3 separate regions of the Homo sapiens genome follow, and regions 1 and 2 are each linked to region 3. Evidence: chromatin contacts called from ENCODE Hi-C or POLR2A ChIA-PET data. All regions are on one chromosome and are shown on one strand. The core of a region is the stretch at or near the end of the contact, and the rest is flanking DNA. Distances in the headings are between cores, read along the strand shown. Region 1 holds the start of WFDC3 (WAP four-disulfide core domain 3). Region 2 holds the start of PIGT (phosphatidylinositol glycan anchor biosynthesis class T). Region 3 holds the start of OSER1 (oxidative stress responsive serine rich 1).

Region 1 (3,389 bases), core at 685-3,184, 1.6 Mb after region 3:
CAGAAGAAAGAGGCAGCTTAACATCATGATGATGCTGAGAGTTGGGACAAGAGCTCAGTTCAGGCTAGAGGTGTACACCTTGCCCAGAGTATCAGCTGAGGTATGAGCAGGACTAGGGATGGCCCCAAACCCAGTCCCAAAACCTTCCCTTTCACAATACTCCCCAAGAATATCTTCTCCTGACAAGAAGAAGAGGGATTGGCTGCTGGAGTGTGGGAAAATTCCTGGCACTACCAAAGGGGACCTGTGATGGGAGGATCAAATTCTGTAAGCAATATACACAATATTCCTGGATGATGAGAAACCTAGTGGGTGGCTGGAAAAATGGAGGGGTGGCCATTGGAAAAAGAATCAAAGAGAGCCCTAAAGGGCATTGGAAGGACATGGCTTTAGCCCAAATAACAGAGGGAGGGATTCACGACACTACTTAATGGCCAAAGCTAATAACATAACCAAGCATAATAAAATTGTGGCTCCTGTTCATCCTAGCAACCAAGAAAATACAGAATGGAACAGACCACTCAGAAACTATCAAATAGGCCAAGGCGGGCAGATCACCTGAGGTCAGGAGTTTGAGACCAGCCTGGCCAACATGGCGAAACCCTGTCTCTACTAAAAATACAAAAATCAGCTGGGCATGCTGGTGCATGCCTGTAATCCCAGCTACGTGGGAGGCTGAGGCAGGAGAATAGCTTGAACCCAGGAGGCAGAGGTTGCAGTGAGTGGAGATCATGCCACTGCACTCCAGCTTGGGTAACAGAGTGAGACTCTGTCTCAAAAAAAAAAAAAAGAGAGAAAAGAAACTATCAAAAACCTACAGAAAAGCAGTAGTTGAGTTTGTTAAGAACTAATGAAAAGCACCAAACACCTACATCTTTGTCCCTCTAACCCACACAGGCCATTCTTGGACTGTATGAAGTCTAGCTGGCAGAACCCAAGAGAAGTTGCTATGTATGACTCAAATAGTCTGCCCACATATACCTCCTTTATTTCTTTTTTCTCCATTTCTTTTTTTCTTTATCTGTCCTGGTCATGCCTTTGGTTAGCTGTGATACCTAATGGTGTCCACTGGCACTGCTTAGTCCTATGGGCAGGTACAAGGTAAAACCTCCTTAATAGGATCAAAAAGTTTGGAGCCAGGAAGTCGCCCTTATGGTTAGAAGGCTGATGTTGGCTCATGGAGATAATTAACATTTGATGATGACCTCATATGTGCCTAATATGCTTTTTTTTTTTTTTTTTTTTTTTTTTTTGAGACAGAGTCTCCCTCTGTCCCCCAGGCTGGAATGCAGTGGCGCGATCTCGGCATAATTAACATTTGATGATGACCTAACATGTGCCTAATGTGCTTTTTTTTTTTTTTTTTTTGAGACAGTCTCCCTCTGTCGCCCAGGCTGGAGTGCAGTGGCGTGATCTCGGCTCACTGCAACCTCCGCCTCCTGGGTTCAAGAGACTCTCCTGCCTCAGCCTCCCGAGTAGCTGGGATTACAGGTGCCCACCACCACGCCCGGCTAATTTTTATATTTTTAGTAGAGACGGGGTTTCGCCATGTTGGCCAGGCTGGTCTCGAACTCCTGATGGCAAGTGATCCTCCCGCCTCGGCCTCCCAAAGTGCTGGGATTACAGGCGTGAGCCACCGCCCCTGGCCGAGCATATTAAAATCTAGTTTTCAAAAACTGAACTGCAGGCGCCGCTGTACCAAACGCTTCCCTCTGCTCCCCAACCCCAGCCTACAGAAAACTGGTCCCTTCCTCCTACCCCGCAGTCATCCCCAGGCCTTGGCCCAGCGGGAAACATCCCTTGACTGAACCGCCACTGAACACCCACACTGCACAATCGAGGCGCAGCCCTCCCGAGAGGAAGCCCCAACGACCTCCACCTACAAGGCCTCTAAGTGTAACTGTCCTGGGCGAGGCGCGGCGGTTCGGTTCCCATGGTAACCCCGCAGCTCCAGCGTCGCGCTTCCGGGCGGACGAGCAGCGCGCTCCAGTGACGTCACGGCGCCACTTTCCGGCCGGTGACAGAGTCCAGCGGAGTTGTGGGGGCCGGGGGCGCCATGGGAGCCACTGGCGACGCCGAGCAGCCGCGGGGACCTAGCGGGGCCGAGAGGGGCGGCTTGGAGCTGGGGGATGCGGGCGCAGCGGGGCAGCTGGTTCTTACGGTGAGGGCGCCCCCGGTGAGGTCTGGGCTCAGGCCGGGCACGGCCTCGGGGCTCCTGGGACCCTGGCCCGCGGGCGAGAGAACGCGGAGGCTGGAGCTGCAGAGGGGGTTGGCGTTTTCGCAGCCCGACGACCTGGATTTAAATTCTGGTGCCGCCCTCCTAGCTAGGTGACGTGGGCCATCTCTGTCAACCCCCTGAGTCCCAGGATCCTCTTCTATAAAATGGAAATGATTAGTACCTGTCTCATAAAACTTGTTGTGGGATGGGAAGATAAAGGCGGGTACAACGCCCCGGACATCACCTGACACAGAGTTGACCCTCGGTAAATACTGCTTCCCTTCCTCCTGCCGTGCCAGAAGGCAGGGTCGGGACTTTTAAGGCAGGAAACTTCCTCAGTTCCTCTTTTGTGGAGGAGGCCTTACAACTATCGTCCCACCCCAAGGCGGGAGAGATGGTGACGGATCTGAGAAGCAGGGATGTCCAGGTTTAACTTCATACCCACCCTCCACCTCCACCCCACCCCAGTGTCACAGGCCGCAGTGACATTTGTTCCGTTGGTCCCCACAGAACCCTTGGAACATAATGATAAAGCACCGGCAGGTGCAGCGGAGGGGCCGCCGCTCACAGATGACAACAAGGTAAGGCTGGCCCTGCATGGGGCTTATATCCCAGCCACTGGCTTGCATGGCAGATTTGGGATCCCCAGTGCACAAGGCTATGGAGATCTACAGCCGGTAGAAAGAGCACAGGACTGAGGAAGAGGAGACTCCGATTCTGTAACTCTGTGTGATCTTGAACTAGTCAAGTCACTTCCTTCTCTGAACTCACGTACAAAATGGGGAAGGGCACAGGAGATGGGTTGTGGAATAAACAATACCTAAGATCCCTCACATTCACTGGCTCTGTGGTTGAGGGCTCTAAAGAGGTCAGTTAGCATGGAGTTTAAGAGAACAGGCTCTGGAGTCAGACAACTGTGTTCTCATCAACAGACTCTGATGAGCCCGTTTTCTCAACTATAAAGAGGGATTAATAGTATGCATGTCAGGGAAGGGAGAGAGCACAAGGTGGGCCTTTGGGATGCTGATAGTGGTGAAATGGATGTTCACTATAATTACTCATTAAAGTGTATAGACTTTTCTGTATAAGTATTATATTTCATAAAAACACTTTGGGCCGGGCGCGGTGGCTCACGCCTGTAATCCCAGCACTTTGGGAGGCTGAGGTGGGT
Region 2 (3,730 bases), core at 10-2,509, 1.2 Mb after region 3:
AAAATGATACATTTTGGAGAAAGGTCTGACAGTTTCTTATAAAATTAAACATACACCTGCTCTCTGACCCAGCAATTCCACTCTTAAATACCTGGCCAAAGGATATGAGAAATATACGTCTACAAAGGAGCTTGCACAGACAGCAGCCTTGTTAATAATAACCAAAAACTTTAAAAGTGCCCATCAAGAGTTGAATGGATAAATTAATAATACTACGCAGTAATAAAAAGAATTGTGGATACATGCAAGAACATGGATGATTCTCAAAAACATTCTTCCCATGAGAAAAAAAAAAGCCTTACACAGTATACATACTATATGATTTCATTTATATTTAGTTCTGGAACAGATTAATCTATTGTGGGAAAAAATCAGGGTACTAACTGCCTCTGGAAGGTGATAGAGGAGCAGGGATTGACTAGGAAAGGGTATTGCTAATTTTCTGGGGTTTTAGGAATGTTCTGTATCATGATAGGAGTTCGGGTTACATAGGTGTGTGCATTTGTCAAAACTCAGTGAATGTGTACTTTGGATTTGTGCATTTCACTGTATGTGAATTTTACATCAAAATGCAATCGAATACTGAACTCTAGTTAATTATATGCATGCTTAACTACTTAAAGGAAAGTGTACTAATGTCTGCAATTTACTTTGAAGTGCACCAAAACACAAGATGGAATGATGGATGTATAGACAAATATGTGGTAAAGTACAAGTATAGTATAATGTAAATAGTAGAATCTAGGTGGTGGAAAATAGGTTTATTGTAACAGGTGCTCATTCTTTCAATTTTGTTTGAACATTTTCGTAATAAAAGAACCACTTATTTGGGGGTTTTGCAGCAAATGGAGACACTAGAAGCTAAGAGGGGCAGGAGGTTCCTCTTACTTTGGGAAATGCAAATTAAAACCACAATGGTTTTCCCAAAAGTAATTGATCTTTTTCAGTCAATGTTTCCTCAACTATCAAATGGGTAAAATGGCAGTGAAGGAGCTTCATATTATTAAGCATTTCCTGGTGGGTGGAATACGCCATGAACTAGGTGCGGCCTCAAGCTGGTTACTCGCCCTGCCTACTCCCTCTCGTGTCCTCCCAGTACCCCCTTAGACCCACCAGCTCTGAGGGAATCTTCGCGACCTGCGCAGGCGGTCGCTCTGATAACCGCATCCCGGTTTCCGGGACGACAGCGGAAGTCACTTCTCACACGCCTTTCTTATTGGATACCGGCTTTTCATGGGGCCGAGCGCCGCTGGGTAGGCGGAAGTAGCCGCAGGCATGGCGGCGGCTATGCCGCTTGCTCTGCTCGTCCTGTTGCTCCTGGGGCCCGGCGGCTGGTGCCTTGCAGAACCCCCACGCGACAGCCTGCGGGAGGAACTTGTCATCACCCCGCTGCCTTCCGGGGACGTAGCCGCCACATTCCAGTTCCGCACGCGCTGGGATTCGGAGCTTCAGCGGGAAGGAGGTGAGGGCGCGAGATCTGACCAGGGAAAGATTTCCGTAGTGCCTGCTGGCTGGCCGGCCGTGGGATGAAGGCAAACTTTGGGGGCGGGGCCTAATTCCTGGGTAGAGTTCGGGATCCTGGGTGTGGACCCCGACGAGGTGGGGATCGTCACTCACCTGCTCCCGTTTCCCCAGTGTCCCATTACAGGCTCTTTCCCAAAGCCCTGGGGCAGCTGATCTCCAAGTATTCTCTACGGGAGCTGCACCTGTCATTCACACAAGGCTTTTGGAGGACCCGATACTGGGGGCCACCCTTCCTGCAGGCCCCATCAGGTGCAGAGCTGTGGGTCTGGTTCCAAGACACTGTCACTGAGTGAGTGCACACCTTGGGCCCTGTTGCAGGCCATGGAGGGAATGTGGCTGGGAGAGTGTTGTCATCCTGCCACTGCTCTTGGGGACAGCACTTCCAGTAGGCAGCGATTCCATGGGGGTAGAGCTGGCATTGGAAGTAAGAAATGTTACCACAGATGAATAAACTTCCCAATCCTAAAACTTTCAGACCTGAGGTAGCACATGCATATCCCTGGAGAGGCAAATAGCAAACAATTAATGCTTATTTGGAGGTAAGGCAGTAGAAAACTGGCAACTGGATAACCTTTTAAAAGGCATTCATTAATATTTTTTAAATGATAATAAATACCACGAAAGCCAACCATAACATATCTGTGGGTTACAACTGGCCAACAGGATGCTACATCACAGTGTTAGAGGAACTGCTTTTGTTTGGGAGGGGGCAGGTCTAGTTACTGTGCCTACTACAAACCGCTATTTCCCAGTGGCTGCTGTGGCTATCCTGTTTAGAATAGAACCTTTCTGTGCAGTGGTTGCAAACAGGTCTACATGGGCCACACAGGTAAGGAATGAATAAAGGTATTTTTAAAATTGACAAACACAGGAATGAGAAATATATCTCATTTTCCTCTTAATCCCACTATAAGAAATCAATAGTGCAAGTATGATATAACAAGTTTTAGGGCAATAAAAAGGAGCAGCAGGAATTGTGGCAGGCTAGAGAGTTTGTGTGACATTCTAACGAGGACAGCTCTGCCACTCAGCTTCTATGGATTGTTGCCATGTGGGAATAGAGGCCTAATGTGGTCAGAGTCAAATGTTTCTAAAAATTTTTTGTAGAAACAAGGTCTCACTATATTGCCCAGGCTGGTCTCGAACTCCTGGGTTCAAGCGATCCTCCTGCCTCAGCCTCCCAAAGTGTTGGGATTACAGGCAAGAGCCACCACACCTGGCCTCATTTTTCAAGAGATACCAGAAATCTGGAATTTAATGTGAAAATTGGCAAATTCAAATATCAGCAAGTAATTTAAAAATTTTTTGAGTGCTGTGCGGGTCAATGTTGTGCATACCAAATGAAGCATGTTTATGGTTTGAGTAGAGCTTTCCGGCTTCAAGTTTGCCATTTTTATTTGAGGCTTAAGGATTGGAGCAGTTGAAAAGCTCTGAACATAGAATTATCAAAAGCTCCTGGACAACACTAAGGAATAAGGAATAAGCAGTAACTCCCCAGCTTGCCAAGACTTTCTCTCTTGCCTCAACTCTGGCTCCCCTACCCTTTCCTGTCTACTCTGCTGTCACTGTCTTCCCTCAGCCCGTAATTGCCTGAAATGTGGAGCAAATGCTTAGAATTCTTTCTAGTGCTTATTAAGTTTTATGCTTTCTCTATTACTGAGAGCAAATCTCTTTTGATATTTCTCCAAGAAAAGAACATTAATTTAATTTGATGTTTTTATGAAATCCTAGAACAGTTGTTTTTCCCATGTTCAGTGAGCTTTTTTGGATATAAGACTTCTCACCATGATAGTAGAATCAGGACTTACCTTTATTCCCAGAGTATACACAGGGTAGTATGCATTGTTTTGCCCAGCCCAGCACATTCAAGGAAGATCAGTGAGCTCATTTCAGCTCTGATACATGAGGCGCTTTCCATGGTGTCAGGGGAAGTACATAGATGACCCAGACTGGTCCTTGTCCTCAAGTTGCTTACAGCCTAGTTAGGGAGAAAAGGTGGTCAGGACACGATGCTGCTGCCACCTAGCCATCTCCCAGGAGGGACCTAGTAAGATGCTTGGATGGTCAGAACCGTGACTGCACAGAGGAGACTGTGCTTAAGGAGGGCAGGAAAGGCTTCGTGGAGGGGAGGTAAGCACTGGAGCCGGATCATGAAGGTAGGCAGAAAGAAGTTAGCAAAGGCTTGCAAGGAAGGAAGAATCACCTG
Region 3 (3,567 bases), core at 13-2,512:
ATATTAAATTTGTGGGAGACAGTCTTGGCGTTTTCACTGCAGTGAACTCGTGAAGTTGAACAATCTCCAAAGAGATGAAACTTTAAAAAGCCTATTCGAAGTTAAAGTCAAATCACACCAGGCAATTTAACTTTGCCTCGGATTTTCCACAACCTTACAAAAATTACAAAGTTCTTCTAAGTTCCTCCATCAAAAGGCCAAATTCCTGGTTTTTTCTTTCAACAAAATGGATGCGTCACAATCTTATTTACATCTTGCCGTTTTAACCAAGACCTCCTTGAATCCCAAGCCTAGGTCTACACTTCCAGGCCCCTGAGAAGACCTAAGAACGATCAAGAAGGGATGCGCGGGTAAGCGTTGTCATCACAACATTAAAGATTTCGAAACTCCCAGACCACCAGAAAGCGTAGAGTATGGGGAAGAAAACCAAACCCAGCAACTCTAAGAGGCAAACTAGACCGGGAGGAAACAATCGGCCCCCAGGACAAAAAGCACATTCACACCTCTCCGTGCAACCCACTCATCCCTTTATACTCGCAGCGCTGCAGCCAAAGCACAAAGTTCTTTCTTTTCACCCAGAGTCTGTGCCTGTCGCGGTTAAACATGAACGGAGGAAAATTCCTAGTCAGAACCCAGAGGGGTAGGACGGGGCTTGGAGTGTGGGGACAACGCCAAGCAGGGAGCTGTCCAGGGGCACTGCCCGCCCGGGGTCTCCAGCTGTGAAGTTGCGCTCCTCGGGAGATTCCTGGGGTCAGAACGAGAGGCTGGAGTCGGAGCGAGGCACAAGGGATGCGGGAGAAGAAAGGAGTGGGGCCGAAGAGGTAGCCAAAGAGAATGGGGCTCCGAGGCGAGAGAGAAAGGACTGGAAGGGGCAAAGGGCGGCCAAGGAGGGCGAAAAGGGGAAGCTGCCGCTGGGCGGGAGACGGCGGAGGAGCGAGACGGGGCGGGGGACCGCGGGAGGACGGGAAGGCGGGAAGGGGAGAGAGCGTGGAGCTCGGAGCTCCAGCAGGCACAGGCCGCGGCAGATAAGGGGGCGCGGAGAGGCCCAGGCCCGGCCCAGGCAGGAGGCGTCGGGAGACGACGCGACCCAAGGCGGGCGGGCCCGGGGAAAACCGCCCGCGGCCAGACCGGCAGTGGAAGCTGAGACGCAGTGCTGCGGCCCCTCCCCGTCACGTCAGGGCACTTACCTCCTCGCAGCTGGGACGCTCCGGTGATGCGGGGCAGTCAGTTCAGAGCGTCTCTCCCAAATCTCGGCACCCGACTGACCCGGATCCAAACCAGCCAAGGGGGCGGCCCGCGCCTCGGGAGTCGCGTTGCGCCTGCGCACTCCGGCATGCACCCCTCCCCCTGCTTATGCTCCTCCCACCCCAGTGACTCGGCAGCGCGGCAGCCGACGACTGCGCAGACGCAGGGCGGCGGCCGCGCCTCTCCAACGCCCCGCACCCGCCCCCCTCAGAAGCACGTGCGCCTTACGTAATTTCCTGTTATTCTTCGGTTTGCCTCCTCCCAGTGGCGTGGATTTGCTCCCGACCCGCTTTTGGGGCGTGCCTGCTTCCTCCTCTCTGTTAGGTGAGTGAGTAGGCGTCATTCTTCACAGTAGTCCTCTGCCTCCACCGCCCCGGGATCTCCTTGCGCTCGGTCCTCTACGTGGAGTCACCTATGCAGAGGAATTCCACGGGGCGGGGGCGAGGACAGGGTGCGGGGGTCTTTATGGCAGACAATCCCCGGCTGAGCGCTTGGCCAGAGTTTCTGTGATGCTAGAATCTGGACTGCCTGCGACCTCTCCGGGACTCGGACACCAGCCCTCGCCTCCTGGTGATCTTTTAGGTCCTGCAGAGAAGTGAAGAGGTATTGGACGTGGCCAGGGTCAATAGTGTGAAGCCAGAATTAGAATTGAATTGAAATGCCTTCGGTTTTGATATCTCTGCTGTTTGTCTTGAGGCAACTGCTTTTCCTCCTTTGGGCCTCTCAGTTTTCCATCTAGTAAGTGAGGAAGTTGAACCTTATCGGTGAATCTCGTGTTTTCAGGCGTAGACTCCTTTGAGAATCTGGTGAGAACTGTAGATCCTCTTGCCAAAGAAATGCACCTACACACCAAATTTTGCAAAAAGATTTAGGCAGTTCACCAAAGGAGATGAATTTTAGGATTCTTTACATTTTTCTGATTCTGAATGTTGCTCAGATGGTAGGCGGGAAAAGGTGATCTGTGCAACAGCTGCCACCCGCTCCATCACCAGGACTGGTTCTGCTGATCTAGCTGTGCCTCTCCTCGCCTGCCAATCTCCAGCTCCACGTCTGCACTGCTCAAAGCTTCGTGAGAACAGATGATTTTGCGCAATTGAGTTGGATGGCGTTGATTGTGGCCCACCCCTAGAGTGAGGGTTTTTCCCTGAACCAAAACTGGCCCCATCCACCGTCATTCCCCAATACCTTAGTTGTAGTCAACTAGATAGGCTGCCGAAGATGGTTTAACTGTGTCCAGCTTAACTACAGCCAGGCTTTGGAATGCCTGGCCTATGTCTGTAAATGAAATCTAACAATTTATTGTATAACGTTGTTAAACATGAAGCATGATGTTGGCCCTGGATAAAACATTTTAAATTCTCGTCGTTCATACCAGAGGCTCAGTAACTGACCGGTTGAAAGAAAACTGTTCATTGTAACCTAATGATGCTAGTTAGATAGCATTAGATTATGTTAGAGATCAGATAACTTGTTCTAGCTGCCTTTGTCCTGTCTCACAGTGCTAGTAAGTCAGGATTTAAACTGCCCTTCTCAACATCTCTTGGACAAGAAAAAGCGGGAAATATGATGTATTTATTTTCTCAGACCTTGCCAAGTGAAATGTATCAAAACCAAACATGTCTTTTTAAGCTGCCACTTCAAAATATAACTTAAGATAAAATCTCATATATCCTTGAGAAGGCCTGGCACGGTAGCTCATGCCTATAATCCCAGCACTTTGGGAGGCCGAGGCGGGTGGATCACTTGAGGTCAGGAGTTTGAGACCAGCCTGGCCAACATGGCGAAACCCTTTCTCTACTAAAAATATGAAAAATTGGCTGGGCATGGTGGCGCATGCACCTATAATCCCAGCTACCCGGGAGGCTGAGGCAGGAGAATCTCTGAAGCCGGGAGGCGGAGGTTGCAGTGAGCCGAGATTGCGCCACTGCACTCCAGCCTGGGCCAACAGAGCAAAACTGTCTCAAAAAAAAAAAAAAAATCTCATATATCCTTGAGGGGAAAGAATTGTCTGGATCGTGATTGAATTCCCAGGGCTTAGCACACTTCCTGGGGATTAGTAGATGCTCAATACAGTTTTGGTGAATTCTCATTTTACCTGCTTTCCATCCCTAATTATATTAAATACCAAAAACTAAAAAGTTACAGTATTTCATTTTATGTAAGCACATCTCCATCATAAAGAGTTAGATGCTTTCCAAGAATGTGACTCATTACTCGGGGAGTACTTGGAAGGTGGGAACCTCTTGTGAATGCTGAAGCCTGTTAACTCACACACCTGACGTGGCCTGAAGTTTTAAGTCATTATACATAGGACTGGCTCAC

The links. A loop is a pair of places that touch in the nucleus more often than their neighbours do. ChIA-PET counts read pairs that join two places held with the same protein, here RNA polymerase II (POLR2A). Pooled maps may share reads with other maps.
Region 1: a loop to region 3 is called in a map of B cell, with 24 times the contacts of the local background. The contact joins the promoter of WFDC3 here to the promoter of OSER1 in region 3. A Hi-C loop is called at or near these places in 1 of 168 maps with a recorded cell type or tissue (B cell) and 10 of 50 pooled maps. POLR2A ChIA-PET finds 5 or more read pairs at or near these places in 1 of 52 experiments (CD4-positive, alpha-beta T cell).
Region 2: a map with no recorded cell type shows a loop between it and region 3 (20-fold over the local background). The contact joins the promoter of PIGT here to the promoter of OSER1 in region 3. A Hi-C loop is called at or near these places in 1 of 168 maps with a recorded cell type or tissue (ascending aorta), 1 of 37 single-sample maps with no recorded cell type and 11 of 50 pooled maps.

The regions. Positions count from the first base shown.
Region 1 is chr20:45,789,949-45,793,337 of GRCh38, forward strand. It overlaps WFDC3 (WAP four-disulfide core domain 3), which reads right to left and starts at 1,935. Exons shown (of 7, transcript NM_080614.2): 1 at 1,884-1,935; 2 at 1-34. The coding sequence starts at 27. DNTTIP1 (deoxynucleotidyltransferase terminal interacting protein 1) reads left to right here and starts at 2,006. Exons shown (of 13, transcript NM_052951.3): 1 at 2,006-2,161; 2 at 2,729-2,799. The coding sequence starts at 2,057. RefSeq lists silencers at 2,089-2,358, 2,569-2,708.
Region 2 is chr20:45,414,882-45,418,611 of GRCh38, forward strand. It overlaps PIGT (phosphatidylinositol glycan anchor biosynthesis class T), which reads left to right and starts at 1,260. Exons shown (of 12, transcript NM_015937.6): 1 at 1,260-1,462; 2 at 1,636-1,813. The coding sequence starts at 1,276. It overlaps LOC107985405 (a long non-coding RNA gene), which reads right to left and starts at 3,502. Exons shown (of 2, transcript XR_001754640.2): 1 at 3,333-3,502; 2 at 1-1,936.
Region 3 is chr20:44,209,509-44,213,075 of GRCh38, forward strand. It overlaps OSER1 (oxidative stress responsive serine rich 1), which reads right to left and starts at 1,263. Exons shown (of 4, transcript NM_016470.8): 1 at 1,188-1,263. It overlaps OSER1-DT (OSER1 divergent transcript), which reads left to right and starts at 1,452. Exons shown (of 3, transcript NR_038339.2): 1 at 1,452-1,569. RefSeq lists an enhancer at 673-1,292 and silencers at 952-1,021, 1,217-1,665.